Linked DNA regions of Homo sapiens: region 2 is linked to region 1. The links are chromatin loops, found by intact Hi-C in ENCODE. Cell type or tissue: heart right ventricle. All regions are shown on one strand. Links, peaks and the distances in the headings refer to the core of each region. The heading gives the core; the rest is flanking DNA.

Region 1 (8,962 bases), core at 681-8,680:
CACCACCCCCTCCACCGGCCACCCACTGCTCACTGACGTGGGACCCTGCAGCCCTGGACGCGGCACCACAAAGGACTGACCCACATCACAGGAGCGGAGATGGACAAGACACATGCGAATGGGCATGGCAGGACGGAGGAGGCATTGTGGGCTGTCCAGAGTGGGCGGTCTGGGCATCCGACTGCAGATGCAGGAGGGAGCCCCTTTCTGGGAGAGAAGTAGCTTCTCCTGGGCCCCTCAGCCCTAGGCAATCCCTGGCTGTGCCAGGGCGCCCTCCTAGCATCCCCCAAGAGGTCCTACAACCAGGTGAGAATTGGATTCTTGATACCCCTCCCAGGACAAGCCCTCAGACACTGAGGCCATGCCAGCCACAGCACACAGGAGGAGACCAGATTGTCCCTGGGACAGACACACAGACTGAGGCTTCAGACGAGACCAAGAGGTGGAGGTGAGGGGCAGGTGCTGCTGGCACCACTGGGGGCTGGCCTGGGGGGGCGGGAGGGATGCCCTCAGAACCCAGCGTGCCACACACAGCCCCTAACTCTGGTTTTAAAAGTGGAATTGGAGAAGCTCAGGTTTTGGCGAGGCCACTAGACTGCCTTGGGGGTACAGTGAGACTGGAAAGGCCTTGGGGGGCTGCATCTCATCTCTCACAATTCCTGTGGGGCCACCACATTTACCTTCCTTGCCCCTGGCCTCCCCCTCACTCTCCCACAAACTCACCCCAACCCTATGCCCATCTAGGTGCATGGCTGCAAGCAGGAAAAAAGGTGAATGGGAAGAACTCTGGGGTGCAGAGGTGGGGACAACGCCCCTAAAGACCGCAACTCCTCTTGGTGGCGGATAGCCGGGGTCTCACACGCCAGCTTTTGGAGGGAGAAGTGTTCTGGTGAGGGATGAGGCTGGAGCCTCGGGGGTCAGGATATCAGGACAGCACCAACACCACCGGGAAGTGAGTGCTTGGGAAGGGCTTGGGAGCACAGTTGGTGACGGGGGAGGCAGGAGGGATCCAGGCATCCAAGCTCCAGAGGGCAAGCTTGTGAGGGCCCCAAATACTTCCTCAGCCACAGAGACTGTCCAAGCCAGAACTGTCTGGGCCCCTGAAACCTGGGACCAGGGCAAAGTGGCTCTCAAAAGCAGGGCTGGGGAGAGACTGTGGAGCTCAGGGGCAATCCCACAGGAGTGCATGGGTTTTACAGGTTTTGTGTCCTGGGATTAGCTGGTGTGCATGTCTGAACAAACACATCTGCACTCCCTGGGGGGCAGGGGGACTCCGCACAGGATAATACTGTCATTGTCCAAGAGTACAGAGGAATCTGGGCCTGCCTGGAGAGCACTGGGGATTCTTGACTGGCTGGCCCAGGGCACCTGTGCTTGGGGCAACACTCCTGAAAGATCCAGTGTCGGGGAGGATGCAGGGGAAGGGCCAGGTAGTGCCACAGTGATGCCACTCAGGCTGAGCTCTTCTTGCCAGGCCCACATGGAAGCTGGGGCCTGGGCCAGCCCACGCGTTCCTCCTAGAGGCCCAGAGCCCTGTTGGTAGCTCCTGAAATCAAGTAACTAGCTAATCCAAAGCAGAGAGCTCGGAGCTGTTTCAGCCTCGGAGACCCCTGGCCATGTTCCTCTCAGGCACCTACAGAAATCCCAGGAAGGGAAGGGTATGCGGCAGGGTGAAAGGACCGGGAAACCCCCATGGGCAAAGAAATGGGCCTTGAGGGTAGTGCTCGGGCCAGCATAGCTGTGGGGTAAAGCCAGAAGAGGATTGGGATGGGGTGGTGGGTCAGAGAGCGCGATAGCAGGGAAGAAAATCAATCATCCACTGGGGGAGGCCACCCAAACCAGGGGGAAACTTCCCCACCTGGGGCTGAGCTAGCCAGCAGCCTCCTGCCAGACCTGGGCATGGGGAGGTCCTTCATAGACTAAATGCCACCTGTCACGTCAACCTCCTGCTCACCTGGCACTCCTTCTTACTCAGTGCTGTCATTCTTCTCTGGGTCATCTGTTCCTTTGAAATCCCTGTGTCCACAGAATAAGTCGATGGTATTCCATGGGTAGAGGTAGACTATGGGCTTTATATCTTCGGACCAGAGCCCCATGATCAACTTTATGTGCTATGTGCAGGTTCTCATAAAACTGAGATAGTCCCATAACAAACCACTAGCCATGGAATATTAGAATATATCCCACGGTGACTAGTATTGTTTCATGCCCCCCTCCCCCCTCCCGGCCCCCAGTGAATTCACGGGAAAGTGGTTGTACACTGGTTGGGATGTCTATATTGCTGCTGCAGTCCCTACCGCTGGAAACGGGGAGAACCCTCGGTGGGAGGCTGTTGCTGGTCTGTAGCGCTTTCATCTAAGCTGCCCAGGGTGGTGGCCCCCTCTAGTCTTTTGCTCGGCAGCCGCTTCCATCGGGTCACCGGAAACTCCCACTCGACCATCAACCCAAACAGACAACGTGAAAGCTAGAGTCACTTCAACAGGTTCCTAAAGATAAAGGCTAAACTCTAGAGTGGTGGTAGAAGATGAGTTGGTTCAGCATGCTATGGGGTAAGTAAGCTTGTCACGGAGGGCTACAGGCGTCTCCTGGGAAGGACCTCGAGCTGGGCAGCCCGAAATCAGGGCAGGAATTCTACTCAGCTATGGAGACAGGCTCTGCCGGGGGTGAGAACCCTTGCACCTGCCTTTGCAAGGGACCCTCCTGCCCAGATCCCATGCACCATCTCTGCCATCTACACAGCCTGAAGGGAGCCATGGTAAGGACCAGATCAAAGGCTGTCTAGCGTTTCCAAATCACACCCGCCCCCACTCTGTCCCAACACCGGGTCAGTAGCCTGAGTCAGAGACTCACACCGGACTCCTGCCCCACCAAGCAGAGCCCCCCTGGCTCCTGCTAAGTTAGTCCTCAGCAACCTGGCGGGCCGCGTTGTCTCTTCAGAACATCACGAGACCAACCGCGTCAACCTCCTTACCCAGGGGCACCAGTGAGGTTCCTCTAGCAGGCTCTTGCCTGCTGAATTTGGCCGCCCAGCATCTCCCTGGGCCCCCAGGCTCCACACCTCCAGACTGAGTGCGGGGTCCGGGGTCACCCACGGAACTAAGGAAGCAGTCTGACTGGATCTGGAATCATCGCTACAGGGGGCAGAGGTGAAAGGTCAGATCGACATGCCTCTAAGAGGTTTCCTACCTGCTCTGTTAATTTCTAAAATTTCTTCCTGGGCCAGCGGACATGTGTCACTCTGAGTACTGTGGTGTGGAGAGTTTACGACAGATTTACAATAATTGGGAGATCCCAGCTGCGGTGGCCGCGGAATATGCTTCTTTTTTTTCTTTGGTAGTTTCTGCTTAGCCATGGCTAAGGAGTAATACATCCCGAAATTGTTCACGATGACGGGCACGGGCATGGCGATGGTGAGCACGCCCGCCAGCGCACACAGAGCCCCCACCAGCATGCCGGACCACGTCTGCGGGTACATGTCTCCATAGCCCAGGGTCGTCATGGTGACCACGGCCCACCAGAAGCCGATGGGGATGTTCTTAAAGTGCGTGTGCTCACTGGCGCTGGGGTCATTGGGCTGTGCCCCTATCCTCTCGGCGTAGTAGATCATGGTGGCGAAGATCAGCACGCCCAAGGCCAGGAAGATGATGAGCAGCAGGAACTCGTTGGTGCTGGCTCGGAGCGTGTGGCCCAGGACCCGCAGGCCCACAAAGTGGCGGGTCAGCTTAAAGATGCGCAAGATGCGCACGAAGCGGACGACGCGCAGGAAGCCCAGCACGTCCTTGGCTGCCTTGGAGGACAGGCCGCTCAGCCCCACCTCCAGGTAGAAGGGCAGGATGGCCACAAAGTCAATGATGTTGAGCGAGTTCTTGATGAACTCTACCTTGTTGGGGCAGAAGATGACACGCATGAGGAACTCGAAGGTGAACCAGACCACACAGACGCCCTCGATGTAGGTAAGGAAGGCCTCCGTCTCGGCCTCCCGGTAGTAGCGCACTTGCGTGCCATTGCGAACGTTCTCGATCTCCGTCTTGTTCACGATGGGGTTGAAGCGCTCGTGGGTCTCCAGGCAGAAGGTGGTGATGGAGACCAGGATGAAGAAGAGGGAAGCGAAGGCCACATACTGTGGGGATAAAGACACAGTGTCAGAGGGAGGCCCACCCAGAGTGGAGAAGCCTGGGTTGCCTCTGTCCAGTCCCAGGGCCAGGCGGGGGGAGATGCCAGCACCAGGCCCCCTGCAGCACGTGCTACATTTCCCTCCTCAGGGCACAGGGGGCCTGCACGACCGTCAGGGCAGGCTCTAAAACCCTCCTACTCCGCCTTCCATGCTGTCTTCTTCCCCCTATTGCCAGCTAGATGTGGAAGCCCCAATAACTAGTATAACTACAGAGGGAAGGAGCCTGGGTCCCTGAAAAGAAAGACATCAGCCACATACCCACATTGAACTGTTACCTGAGTGGGAAATAAATTTCCATTGTGTTCAGTCACTGTGATTTGGAGCTGATTTGTTAAGGCATTTAGCTACCCTGCCCATTTAGCTAGCCTGCTGGGGCTGAAGTTTGCAAAGAAATAAGAGGGGGCAGCTAGAGTGGAATGAAGCCCCTCAGAGGCCAGATCTCCATTTGTTCTCCCAACTCCAGGCTCTTTGCTCTTTTCCATGGGTCTGTACCTCCCTCATGTGGTCTCTTTCAGGTTCTATCCTGCCTAGAGCTGAAAAAAATGTATGTCTTCCCCATGGTCATAGACAGCTTTTTAAAATGTACCCCCTCTCTCTGTCTTCCTAGGAACTTGCACCACAACATGGTAATGAGTTCCCTGTCCTTGGAGGTACTCAAATAGAGGCTGAATGATCTTTTGTGAGAGAGACTGTTTGAGGATTCAGGCATCAGGAGGAGAATTGCACCAGGGATCCCCAAAGGCACCATAATCCATAGGCTCTGCTTGACTCCTTTCCAGCCCTAGGGTAGGGGTGTGAGTGGGAGGGAGGAAGAAGCTGCTGGAGGCCTGGGGCTTCCCAAACATGTGTGGGCACCTACTCTCTCAGACAGCACCAATGAGAAGGAAATGGCCAGGATCACCCTGCCTGTCCAGAACCACCTGCTCTGGCCCTGAGCCCCCAGCAAAAAGGTTTGGGAGACCCTTTGGTTTGGTTTGGAGGCCTCATCTAATGACCCCCTAGGCTTCTCTAGCCTGCAGCAGGCATGGGTACCGAGGAGACAGAATCAAGCAGCTTTCTGAGTTTCAAACCCTCCTGCTCAGACTGGATTCTGGGGCAAGGTCTCTTCTCACAGTCTCCTGCCAGCCCCGCCGGGACTCTAACACACTGTGGCCTCCCTTGGCCCTGCCCTGGGTGGATGGGCCCCTGCCAGTCAGCCCTCTCTCAGGGGCCCAGATAGTCACTCCCGCCTGCATGTCCTCACTGCACCCCACCCTTTTGGGTCCCCCTTCTCCCTGCCTAGCCATGGCCAAAGCAGTGCCTTCTCCACAAGGCAGCTCCGGGCTACAGTCTGCAAGGCGTGACACCTTTGTTCTCTGACCTGCCCTCATAGATCATTTGGAGGAGGGCCAAGGTCGCGCCCTGTGTCAACAGCAGGAGGCAGCCATGCTGCCCCTAGAGGCCGCCTTGTTTGCAGTGATGCCCCTCCCCCACCCAGGGGGTGCCCTGGAAGTCCCAGAACAGTCTTGTTTGGATTAACCATGGTCACAGGGCCTGACACTCAACCTGGCAGGGATCTGGGAACCAAGAATTATGTGGACCTTCCAAACCACATTCTGTGTTGAGGGAAGCTGGGAGCAAAGGGAAGTGACAAAGTTGGCATCTCAGAATGACAGAGTGAGAGTAGCCTGTAGATATGATCTGTTCTGAGACACCACATGCTACGAACGGGGAGCTGAGGCCCAGAAACGGGAAGAGATCTGCCTAAGCTATGCCAACGGGACACTACTAGTCCTGTTGGTTCCAGAGCATTGTGCGATTTTCAGAAAACTGTCTCCTGAGCCACTATCAAGTGTGGTCCATATGCAGCCTTCCTTCCTTCCATCCATCTGTCCCTCCTTCCTGTTTTTAAATTTTTATTAATTAATTAATTTATTTATTTATTTTTATTTTGCAGAGATGGGGTCTCTCTATGTTGTCCAGGCTGGTTTTGAACTCCTGGCCTCAGGTAAGCCTCCTGCCTTGACCTCCCAAAGTGCTGGGATTACAGGCGAAAGCCACCCCACCTGGCCTATCCCTCCTTTCTTTCACCAGCACATCATCCTCCCTTCCTCCTTTCCTTTCTCCTTCCCTGCCATCCATTCATCCTTTTTAATTCATTCATACACCCATCCATCCACTCATCCTCCCTCCCTTCTTTTCTCTCTCCCTCCCTTCCTTCTTTCCATCCATACATCCATTCATCTTCCCTTCCCTCCTTTTTTCTTTATCTCCCTCCCTCTTTCCTGTGTCCCTCCCTCCATCCCTCCCTTCCAACCACCCATGCACCCATCCATCCATTCCTCACAAGGCACCAAGTTCTGCCTGGCACAGAGTTGAATAAGGCCTCATTCCAGCCTCAGGGAGCTCCCTGCCTAGCTCAGGTGAAGGATACATTCAGAGACAAGTACAATGCAGTGGACTGAAAAGCTGAACCCTCAGCCCTATGAACTAGAAGAGGCTGGAAAAAGGTCAGAGTAATGTGGGCGCACTTGAGAGAGGCAGGGTAGAGGCTCAAAGCCATGGCTCCCAGATCCAGAAAGACCAGACCTGGAGCACAACAGAGGTAGACCAGGAAAACAATGTAGAAGCAACGGGAAGAGGCTGCCATGCTGGCTGCAAGTTTAATGAGCTCCAGAGCTCTCTCCATCACCAGAGTTGCCAAGGCTCTTGGAGCTAAAACACACATCCTGGTCTGCTGGGTATCTGGCTTCAGATCCCCCCTAGAAGGCCGCATTCTGGAGCTTGGCGTTCACAGCCCAGAGACTCCCTAAGGGCAGGGCAGGCCCCCCAGCTGCACCCCCTGCCCTGGCCTTTGTATGGGACGAGAGGAACAAGCACACTGTGGATGACCGAACGGTGCCAAGAGGCAGGGCCCACTGCACACTTGGCTCTCAATCCTGGCTGAAGGCTGGAGGCACCTCCCCTCCTCACTGCCCCATCAGCCAGGACATCCCATTCCCAAACCGCCCCCCCCCCCACCAACATCCATTCTCCACTGTACTCCCTGTTCATATGGGACTCTCTCCGGGCAGGGTCACTGCCATCAAAGCAGGTTTAGACTTCAGTCTTGGCTACCAGAGGGTGCTTTCAACTGGAATCCCAGCTCTGCCCATGCAGCCCACAGAGAAAGTCCAAATTCCCCAGCCTGGCACACGAGGCTCTCCACGTCCTGGCCTCATTTGATTTCCCAGGGTCCTCTCCCTGCATGCACCCAACATTCTTGCCATGTGCAGCTCTCTGCCATTTCTGACCACAGAGTGTCTCCCCACCTCCGTGGTTTTGTACCTGCTATTCCTTCTGCTGGAGAGTGCTCCTGCCAGTCTCTGTCTGGAAAAATCCCATTCATCCTTCAGGGCCCTACTAAGTGACCCGTCCCCTGAGGTGAGGTTCCCCTTCACAGCCCTGGCCCACAGGAGACAGCAACTGAAGGGAGTTCCCCAGGAGTCTCTAAATGCACCCCAGGGAGGCAGCAAGCCCATCTCCGACTCCAGCTCTTTAGTGCATGGGGAGGCTCACAGGAACAGCCCAGACAGGGCACTGATGTCCCAGGAGCCTGGTAACTCCCAGGCAACCCCACAGCCCTCAGAGCTCTCATCTCAAGTGCTCCTCTCAGTTCAGATCCTGATTGGAAAACTCAGGCCTTATAAGATTATGGTAAAAAGTCTTTGTTTCTCAGGGACCAATGGACTGCCTGTCTAGATTCTTTCCTCTCTGGGCCCCAGTGCCCAAGGAGTGGAGGATGGGGAGCAGGCAGCAGAAGCCAGGTCCAGGTGCAAAGACACCTTCCCCAGGGAGAGTCAGGAGAGGTGGAGGCCAGGCCTCTCACACTGCTCAGGCTCCCTGGGCGCCTGCCTTCCTGTCCTCTGCTACTGTGAGGCCTGATCTTCCTCTGTTACAGGCAGAGCCCCAGCAACATCAAATCCCAAGGGACGCTTAGAGTGCTGTGGAGGAAGATGCCTCAGCCTGCTCAGATCCCAGTGTCCTCCTAAGTCTAGACCAGTGGGAGGTCAGCCACAGGCACAGCCGGAGCAAGAGCAACGAAGCCCCAGGTCCCTTGTGTCCATTCTCCAGGGCTGGCTGGAGAAAGGAAAGAGCTCCCAAAACTTGAGGACCTACTATGTGCCTTCAGTCCTCACACCAGCTTGGTGAGACGGGGCCATATCCCCATTGCTTCAAGGAGGAAATGCAGGTACAGAAAGGTTCGGGGACTAAGCCAAGGTTTTAAAGCTCGTGATGAGGCTGAGACTTGGATCCAAGTGTTTTTCTTTCTTTTCTTTTCTTTTCTTTTCTTTTTTTTTTTTTTTTGAGACGGAGTCTTGCTCTGTCACACAGGCTGCAGTGCAGTGGCGTGATCTTGGCTCACTGCAACCTCCGCCTCCCGGGTTCCCACCTCAGCCTCCCAAGTAGCTGGGATTATAAGTGTGCACCACCACAGCCGGCTAATTTTTTTTTTTTTTTAAGACAGAGTCTCGTTCTGTTGCTCAGGCTGGAGTGCAATGGCGCAATCTCAGCTCACTGCAACCTCCGCCTCCTGGGTTCAAGCGATTCTCTGCCTCAGCCTCCTGAGTAGCTGGGACTACAGGTGCCACCACCACGCCCGGCTAATTTTTTTTTTTTTTTTTGGTATTTTTTAGTAGAGATGGGGTTTCGCCATGTTGGTCAGGCTGGTCTTGAACTCCTGACCTCAGGTGATCTGCCAGACTCGGCCTCCCAAGTGTATTGAGCTCTAGAACCTAAGCTCTTGCCTCCAGAGTCGCCAAAGCTCCT
Region 2 (8,962 bases), core at 666-8,665, 56 kb before region 1:
TTACCTCCCACCAGGTCCCTCCCACAACGTATGGGAATTCAAGATGAGAGTTGGATGGGGACACAGCCAAACCATATCGCCATCTCACACATAATGACAGAATCCCAAAAGGGGAAGTTGCTAACCCAAGGTCAGACAACTAGTTAATGATGGTGCTGGAGCTGGGGCCAGAACCAGATCTTCTAGCTTCAGATATAGTGGACTTTTTACACTCTGTGATGAAACCTATGCTCTGGGGAGATTAATGAGGCTTTCTAGGGGAGGTAGTTTGAAGGAGAGGCAAGAGTCAGGGAGAGCCTTGAGATGTTTTTACAGTTCAGATGAAAGGTAATGCACAAGGTCTTTAATTAGGGCTTTGGAAGTGGGCTGATGAAGAAGGGGCTGATGGGAGAGAACATAGAGGTCCAGTCAGCAGGACTTGGATGTGGAAGACAGACAAGAGGGAAACTTACCCTGTCTTCAGTTATTGTTCTTTACTGAATTGTCCATTTGGTAGGCTATCTCAAAGTGGAAAAGAAAGGGTATAGAGCCAAGATAAATACATCAAACACTTCCAGTATTTCCCCAAATGAGCCTCTTTGCAATTGTTGTTGTTGTTCCTCTTCCCTAGAAGGCCTAATTCTTTTCCAGAACCTGGCCTTCCAGCTCTTAAGTCCTCAGAAATGGGATCCATTTGCCAGCTACTATTCTGGCTTCATGATTTTACTCATGGGCTCTTGGAACTGCCCTCATTGTCTGAGTGTGTCCCTGGTTTTGGCTTTGCCACCAGGCCCCATGAAAGTGCCATACATGTGACTTGCCTCCCATCCTGTGACTCTAGGTTTGAAACCAAAGCCCTGAGACAACCTGCAACCCGTGCTGACCTCCAGAATAGGCCAGGCACCCAGCCTGAAGGAGAGTGCTGGACTGGACTTTAATTGTGTAGGGGTCTTGCCCCAGGTCTGTAGACCACTTGCATCAGAATCACCTGGGGAATATTAAAATGTGGGTTTCTGGGCTCTATCTCATCCTGCTGAATCAGAATCTCTGGAGGTAGGTGACAGGAACTTGTAGTTTTGACAAGTGCACCAAGTGATTTTTATTTACCTAAAGTTTGATTCTGCCTTAGATAGTTTTTTTTCCTGGACCTCAGTTTCCTTGTTTTAAAATAGGAAAATTATATATTCAGTTTACCGTGAAAATAGAAAAGTACTTTGGGAAGATGCTAAAAGTTTATACATATTTACTTATCACATATTATTAAGTTTACAGTCTTGAGATAAAGAAAATTTGAAATATTTCTTAGACTGAAATACACTGAAAACCAGTAAATGGTCTGAGTACTCACACTTAGAAAATGTATGCTTACTAAGTGATACGGTTTGAATGTTTGTCCCCTCCAAAATTCATGTTAAAACTTGGTCATTATAACAGCATTAAGAGGTGGGACGTGTAAGAGGTGTTTAGGTCTGCCCTTATGAATGGACTAATGCTGTTATGGAGGGAGTCGGTTCATCCTGACTTACTCTTGCATGTACATGTGCTCTCTCTCTCTCTCTCTCTCTCTCTCTCTCTCTCTCTCCCTCCCTCTCCCTCCCCCTTTCCCTCTCTCTCTCTCTCTCTCTCTCTCCACCTCTCTCCCTCTCCCCATCTCTCTCCCTCTCTTCCTCTCTCTCTCCCTCTCTCTTCCTCTCTCTCACTCTCTTGCCATCTACCATGTTACGATGCATCAGGAAGGCCCTCACCAGATGCTGGCACTTTGATATTAGACATCTCAGCCTCCAGAACTATAAACCAATAAACGTCTATTATTTATAAATTATCCAGTCTGTGCTATTCTGTTATAGCAGCACAAAATGTACTAAGACACCAAGTGAGTGAATATATGAATGAATAGCTCCAGGAAAGGCAAACCCTGAAGAAAGGTCATTAACTTTTTCTTCAACATCCCCTACTTCATGCATTCAATCAGCATTATTCACTGAGTGCCTAATATGTGCCAGGGCACTATGCCAGGCTGAGAATATAAATAGGATGTGGTCCTTGACCTTAAGGGATTGGAGATCAATGTGAGTGTTCAATACAGTGTGATAAGCACTGGCCCCAGGATGGGTAGAGAGGTGGGTATTAGTGCTTTGGCAACCAGAGCAGAAATCACCTCTATCTGAGCCTGTCAGGAAAGGTGTCACCAAGGAGTTGGCCTTGGAGTATAGGATTGTTCCAAGAAGGAGGAAAGCCCTTTTTACAGTCCTTGTCACTGGCTTCCTTCTTCCATTCCATTAAATTCTGTCATCAATTTCCTCTCCTCCTCCATCAAACTAATCTCAGGAACTCAATGTTTATGTGTTTTTTGTTTTCTTTTTCAACCTACCCAAATCTGCTTTTATACTCAAAACCAACACTTAGGTTTAGTCATAAACACTTGGTCTTAAAACAATGCTTTTTTGAGGATCAGGGTAGTTTACATTGTCACCCCTAAAAGTTTTCATCTGAAATAGTTTTAAGCTCTATTAGGGATTTTGTTTGTAGGTTTACTTTTTCACAGCTGATAGGAGGAGTGTTGCAGTTTGTTGGTTAGTAGTTGTTGGATTTTTTTTTGGGTGGTGTGGGGAGAGGATTGGTGACAACTGGTTTACCCCAGCTCCTGTTATTTTACTAGATAAATAATCACTATTTTGCTTACCCATAAAGAATCAAGGGTTAATTCATGGTCTTCTTTGTGTTTTAAGGTAAAACGATAATGGTTAATGAATCAGACTTTAAAGTGGCATAGCCCTTTACAACTTACAACATGTCTTGACTGTTCATGTTCTTCTTTTCTGGTCAAAAGGTGGTCCACAAACCAGAGGCAGGGAGGGAGACGCTAATTAGAAATGGAGAACCTCAGGTACTACCTAAGACCTGCTGAATCGGAATCTGCACTTTAGCAGTATTCCCTGGTAATTTTTATGCACAATAAAGTTTGCAAGAGACTATAAAGTTAGTGGTTTGTCCGATTTATTGATTAGGACATTGAAGTCTGGAGAGATTAGGGAACTTACCCAAGGTCACGTAACAAGTAGCAGAGCCAGGCCTCAAGCCCTGGTCTATCTGATTCCAGTTCAGCACTTTGTCACTGTCCTACTAGGTTTCTTTGTGCCATATTAACTGGAAAACACTTCCTCTGTGATTGATTCATGGTTGTGAAGAAGGAAGAAAGTAACAATTTTTCAAAGTATAAATGTATCTTCTTGGGAGTTGCAAGGGACTAGAAGAGTTAACGGGGAGCTCACAGGCTGAACCCTGACTTTATGCCAGACACTTGGACAATTATACACAGGAAGCCTTGTTCCCATTTTACGGATGGTAAGAACCCTCAGTATTTTCCTGACCTTGATGAGCCTGTAGGGACTCTCGGGGAAGCAGGGGTTGAATGTCGTATTTAAAGCTCAGGCACTAGGACTTTCTGGGTTGGAGGTGAAGGAATCAGATGTTGGACATTTCTTTTCATCCTTAAAATAAGATTCTCTTCTGGTATGAGGCTTTGACTAATCAGGTTGGGTGGCTGCCCACTTCTTCTGGAGTCAGGAACTTAGGCTTTGGCCACCAGGAACTCCTCTTGATTTATGAACAACTCTGTCTTGTAGAGTAAAAGCGGTTTTCCCAAAGAGGAAAAAATAGCTTAAAAGAAGGCCTTGAAGAATCAAGATGACAAAATGTATTATTTATAAGGACCTAAAATAAGTGCCAGATCCTCCACTTGAAGTGAGCAGGCGACAGCCGTGCGCTGTGTGGAGTAGAGCCCAGCTGACTCCAGCTGGATCCACACGGCAGGGCTGGTCAGCCACAGCTCTGCTCACTATTCCAAGGCTCTTCTCGGAAAGACTCCTGCTGCCGGTGCAGGCCATCTGTGGAGCTCACATGAATGCGTACCGGCTTACAAGCTTAAAGAGAAAATTCTTGAAGGAAGCTGGAGGAAATGCAGTGAGAATCTGTGGATTGGTAGAAAGAGGCCACAAACACACACTCATACCTGTAACACACACGCATGTAAGATTACATCAACTTCCCGACTTACTCACTCAAGGATACAGACACGTTTTGAGAGTGAGGAGTCCAGGCAGCACACAGTAGATACGGGGTATCTCAACTCCGCCTTCACTAGCCCCTAGCTCCCTAGTGGAACTTGCAGCTGCAGGTAACACCATCCATGCAGAATAGAGTTCTGTTGCATCCAGGAATCAGCCCCTTCTTGCTGCATCACAGGCCTTTTTCACTCAAGGCTTGTCTCATCATTCTTGAAGAACTTAGTGCTGCTATGTTTTCCTTTAAGAGAATGTTCACAAACATTTCTTATACAAAAAGCTCTTCCACTTTTTGAAGCAAACTAATGGTCAGCAAGTCTACATCTTTATCCAGTGGGGAAAAATACAGATTCAGTGTCTAGGAGTCTCTGATCAATAGCCAGCATTGCAGAAAACCCATTTCCTTGCCACTCATCCTTTCACTCTGGCCTAATACCTTTGTTATCTGGAAGTTCGTGATACTGAGTTAGACCTGAGGATCATTTCCCAAATCTGTTTTTCTGGAGGGCAAGATTCAGTGATGCGGCGAGAGGTAACTGAAGAGTAGGAGGTGATGCCGAGGGATTTCTGAGGGCACCCAAGGCAAGTAGGAGATTGTGCTGCAGCTCCAGAACTGTTACAAGTCTTACCAACAGAACAATAGGCTAGGATTTGAACATACACTGCAGATTTCAGAGCCTTCTCACCGAACTCTAATTATTCCTGTGTCATTGTCTTTCTCTTCCTCTTCAAAATTTCTCTTCTGGGATATGGTGACTACACTGTGGGGAGAAATGCTTTTAGTAGCTCTTTCTGTATTTGGAGCTTACTTTGTGTTCTCTGTTGGCTGATGGCTCCCTCCCCAGCCATAGGAGCTGATTATGATCCAGCGGCCCTGATGCAGTCCCCTGGCAGCATCAACCTGGTTTTGCCTCTGGTTCTGATCTCAAGGACCCTCCAGTTTCCTCTTATCATAATGGTTGCCCCTAGAGGGCAGGATTCAATAGGCTGAGAGGTTTACCTACATGCCCTGGCAGTACAGGGAGCCTTCAAGAAGATGGATATCTGACCTTTCTACCCCCTACATCCCAATTCAGAATAATAAAATCTCAGGCTTGAGATAAATTTTCGGCATTTTAAAATCCAGGCATCTATTTAATATTTGAACGAGAGGCGGCGTGGTATAGAAGAAAGAACACTGGCTGAATTCAAATCCCATCTTCACCACTTTCTAGCTGTGTGATCCTTATAAGCAAGGAATGCCTTGCAGGGCCCTGCTGGAGAATAAAGATAATCTAGGTAAAGTCCTGACATATATGATATGCTTCATAAGTAGTAAGTACCATTGTCCTGTAAACCAGAGCTTTCAAACTTTTTCCTTCAGAACACTTAAATTCTTTCACATATTCTCTATCATATATGATGTTTAGATTCCTCACAGCCCTGGTTACTTTATTTGTTATTATTATTACTATTGTTACTTTTATTGTAAAATATATATGACATAAATTTATTATTTTAACCATTTTAAGCATGCAGTCTAGTGGCATTAAATACATTCACATTGTTGTGAAACCATTATTACCATCCATCTCCAGAACATTTTTATTCTCCCATACTGAAATGTTGTACCTATTAAACAGTAACTCCCACTCCCCATCCGTGCAGCCTGGGCACTCTATTTTGAATAGCATGCTCCAAATTCCTCAGTGTCTTTCTTCCCATTGCAAATGGAGGTTAAAAAGAGCCTCTTGGAAGGGTTTGAGTTCTTCAAACTCCCACTGGGGAGCCCGAGAATTAAAAGTCTATACCAGTTGCGGCAAACTTTTGGGATTGCAGATGGTTACAAAATTAGTGTCAATATAGCTGCTTTGCATGGAGTGGATCTGGCAAAGAGGCTTCTAAGCACTGATACATTCCTTTCAGAAATATCAAAGGATATGGCTTGGCATAGCTTTGGGGAGAAACCAACAGTTTTCGAATTCTTGAATAGCATCTACCTTATGGTGAAGATTAAATGATATAATTCATGTCAAGTGTATAATACAGTGCTTGGCACAGATCAGGCCCTTATATGTAGGCTTTTGTTACCATAATTGCACTATGGCAGAGATTACATATATGTTTTGGTAGTTAATTCCCATGATAGGTAGACACCATTTTCATCTTATCTGAGGAAACTGAGTCTCTGGGCTGCTAAAGCCCCCAAAATTACAGAGCTAGTAAGTTATAGAGTAGCAGAGCTGGGATTCAAACCCATACTCTTTCTCTTATAAGATGCTGCCTGTTGTGATACACCAAGAAAGGAACCCTGTGAGTGAGGTGTACTGACTTCATCTTGATGTTTCATCTTTCTGTATACCCTGGCCCTTTTCTAGGGTCATACCATCTTGCTGTTTCTTATTCTTAAAATCATACACCTAATGTCCAAGCTTCAGAGCTTTCTGTATTTACCAGTCCCCATTCTCTCTGTGAGTGAAGTGATCTCTCACAGTCTTCCATAAGCTCTAAAGTAGGAAACCAAAAGCATGTGTGCAAACCATGGAACTCTCTGGCTTTATTCAATGAGTATCTAAGAGCTAATGAACTGCACATAGAATTTAGAGGAACGTTGACTAGGATTTGATCAGAAAATGGTACTTTCCAGGACATTCAGGGCACCCACAAACACTAGGTAGAGTTTGTTCAGAAAAGAAAATGCTTACATTTGACTTCTGTGAGTGATTGGGATTCATTTTCCTTTCAGAAAACAAGAACCAAGTCACGCTCTCTTGCTCTTTCATGGTTGCTAGGAAGCTAAAGCCAACCTGGATGCTCAATTTCGGCATGTATATAAGCTCCTAGGGCTGGCATTTGGATACGCCTCCTTTCCATGGTTTTGAATTTCCGCTTGTATTTTATTTACTGTATTATAGGAATACCCTTTCAAAGGAGATGAGCTTAGAGTAAGTAAATCAATAAAAACTATAAGCCCCTAGAGGTCAAGGACCATTTTCATTTACTTTAGTGTCCCCAGCACATAACTCAGTATCTGGCGTATAGTAGATGCTCAGTAAATGTTTGTCAGTTGAATGGATGAAAGTGATTAATGAATCAGCATTCAAAATGACTTAAGAATGCCATCTCTGGTACCTTCCTTTGGACTTTCAGATAACAAGGCCATCAAGGTGGAAGCTTTAGAAGGTGTTCCTTGGATTTTGGAGGTCTATCATTAAGAAAGTGTGTGCACATTGCTAGACATCGGAAATAATATTGGCTTAGACAAGACAGAAGCATTTTCTCTCACTGTTATGGACTGAATTGTTTCTCCCCAAAATTCGTAGATTAAATCCCTAACCCCCAATGTGACTGTATTTGGAGATAAGGTATTTAAGGAGGTAATGAAGGTTAAGTGAGGTCTTAAGGATGGAGCCCTAATCTAATATGACATATCATTATGAGATGCAGAAGAGACACTAGGAATTGCTCTCCCTTTACATGCAGAGGAAAGGCCATGTGAGGACACAGCAAGAAGGCAGCCATCTGCAGGCCAGGGAGAGACTTGCTAGAAACCAACTCTGATGGCACCTTGATTGTAGACGTCTAGCTTCTAGAACTGTGAGAAAATTAATTTCTGTTGTTTCAGCTACCCAGTCTGTGGTATTTTTTGTTATGGCAGCCCAAGCAGACTAATACATTCACGCATGACAGGTCTGATGATATCCCCCCACAAGATTGCTATAATAGTTCTACAGATATCAAGGGCCCTAATTATTTCTATCTCTCTGTTTCACTATCCTTAACATAGGCCTTTGTCTTCAAGATTTTCTCAAGGTCCAAGATGGCTGCTAGCAATATTCAGCCAGATAGAAGGGAGAAAGGACAAAGAGAGGCCTTTTTTTTTTTTTTGAGACGGTGTCTCGCTCTGTCACCCAGGCTGGAGTGCAGTGGTGCGATCTTGGCTCACTGCAAGCTCCGCCTCCTGGGTTCACGCCATTCTCCTGCCTCAGCCTCCTGAGTAGCTAGGACTACAGGCGCCCGCCACCACGCCCGGCTAATTTTTTGTATTTTTAGTAGAGACGGGGTTTCACCGTGTTAGCCAGGATGGTCTCAATCTCCTGATGTCGTGATCCGCCCGCCTCGGCCTCCCAAAGTGCTGGGATTACAGGCATGAGCCACCGCGCCCGGCCAAAAAGAGGCCCTTTTAAGGCACTTTCCCTGAAGTGGTACCAAGCAATGTCAACTAAAAACTGGCCAGAGCCTAGTTACATAGCCAAACCTGTCATGAGGGCTGGGAAGTGAGACTTTTAGCTGGGCATATGTTTATCCTGAATAAAATTTGAAGTCTGTTACCAGGAAAGAAGAGGAGAATGGATAATAAGTAGGTAACCAGCAATCTATGCCTCAAAGAGCAGGAGAATTGTGGGGAATAAAGGAAGCTGGAAGTCAGCATCTCACTCATAAAACAGTCCCACTTCTCAGCACCTGAGCAGTACCCTGAGTGCCCTAAGCAAGGTGATGAGAGGAGATGGCTCTCACCTACAGATTAGTCCAAGCCCCGTGCTTGACTGTAGGGCACTACTCAGTTTGGGCCTAGCCACCCTCCCCGCCTTCTCTTCCCCCGTTTGCCAATACCTTGCCCCCAGCCCTGTTCCCCAGATATGCCTGCACTTACCTACATTGCAGTTCCCTCTACTTGGGATGTCCTTTGACACTTTAATATCTTATTATTCTTTCAGGCTCCATCCAAACTGTTCCTCCTGGGAGCACCTAACTTGCTTTCAAAGAGTAGAGCATGGAAAGGGGTTGGGGGAGGGGGATGAGTGAGGAATAGCCTTACAGTGGAGAAACCTGGCAAACACTACCTTGCCCAGGTGACCAAGGTTAACATCATCAGTGATAAATCATGTTGATAGTATATAACTTTTATATAGTGTGATGATAAGGACACTTCACCTCTG

The links. Peaks named below come from ENCODE experiments on the same cell type or tissue, not always from the same donor. Only the 100,000 strongest peaks of a DNase experiment are listed, where the experiment ranks them.
Region 2: a loop joins it to region 1, with 3.0 times the contacts of the local background. A loop is called at or near these places in 13 of 110 quality-filtered maps.

What each region holds. Positions count from the first base shown.
Region 1 is chr11:17,766,823-17,775,784 of GRCh38, reverse strand. It overlaps KCNC1 (potassium voltage-gated channel subfamily C member 1), which reads right to left. Exons shown (of 4, transcript NM_001112741.2): 2 at 3,187-4,120. Among named protein-coding and RNA genes, the nearest start is that of KCNC1, 37 kb to the right of the region's middle. RefSeq lists enhancers at 3,537-4,037, 4,038-4,538. In heart right ventricle, for the core only: a CTCF peak has its summit at 4,683 (motif pointing left); no DNase peak of the experiment used is centred there.
Region 2 is chr11:17,823,249-17,832,210 of GRCh38, reverse strand. The region is part of intron 10 of SERGEF (secretion regulating guanine nucleotide exchange factor); the gene reads left to right. Among named protein-coding and RNA genes, the nearest start is that of KCNC1, 93 kb to the right of the region's middle. In heart right ventricle, for the core only: no CTCF peak of the experiment used is centred there; DNase peaks (open chromatin) are centred at 3,550 and 3,790; H3K27ac peaks cover 1,375 bases.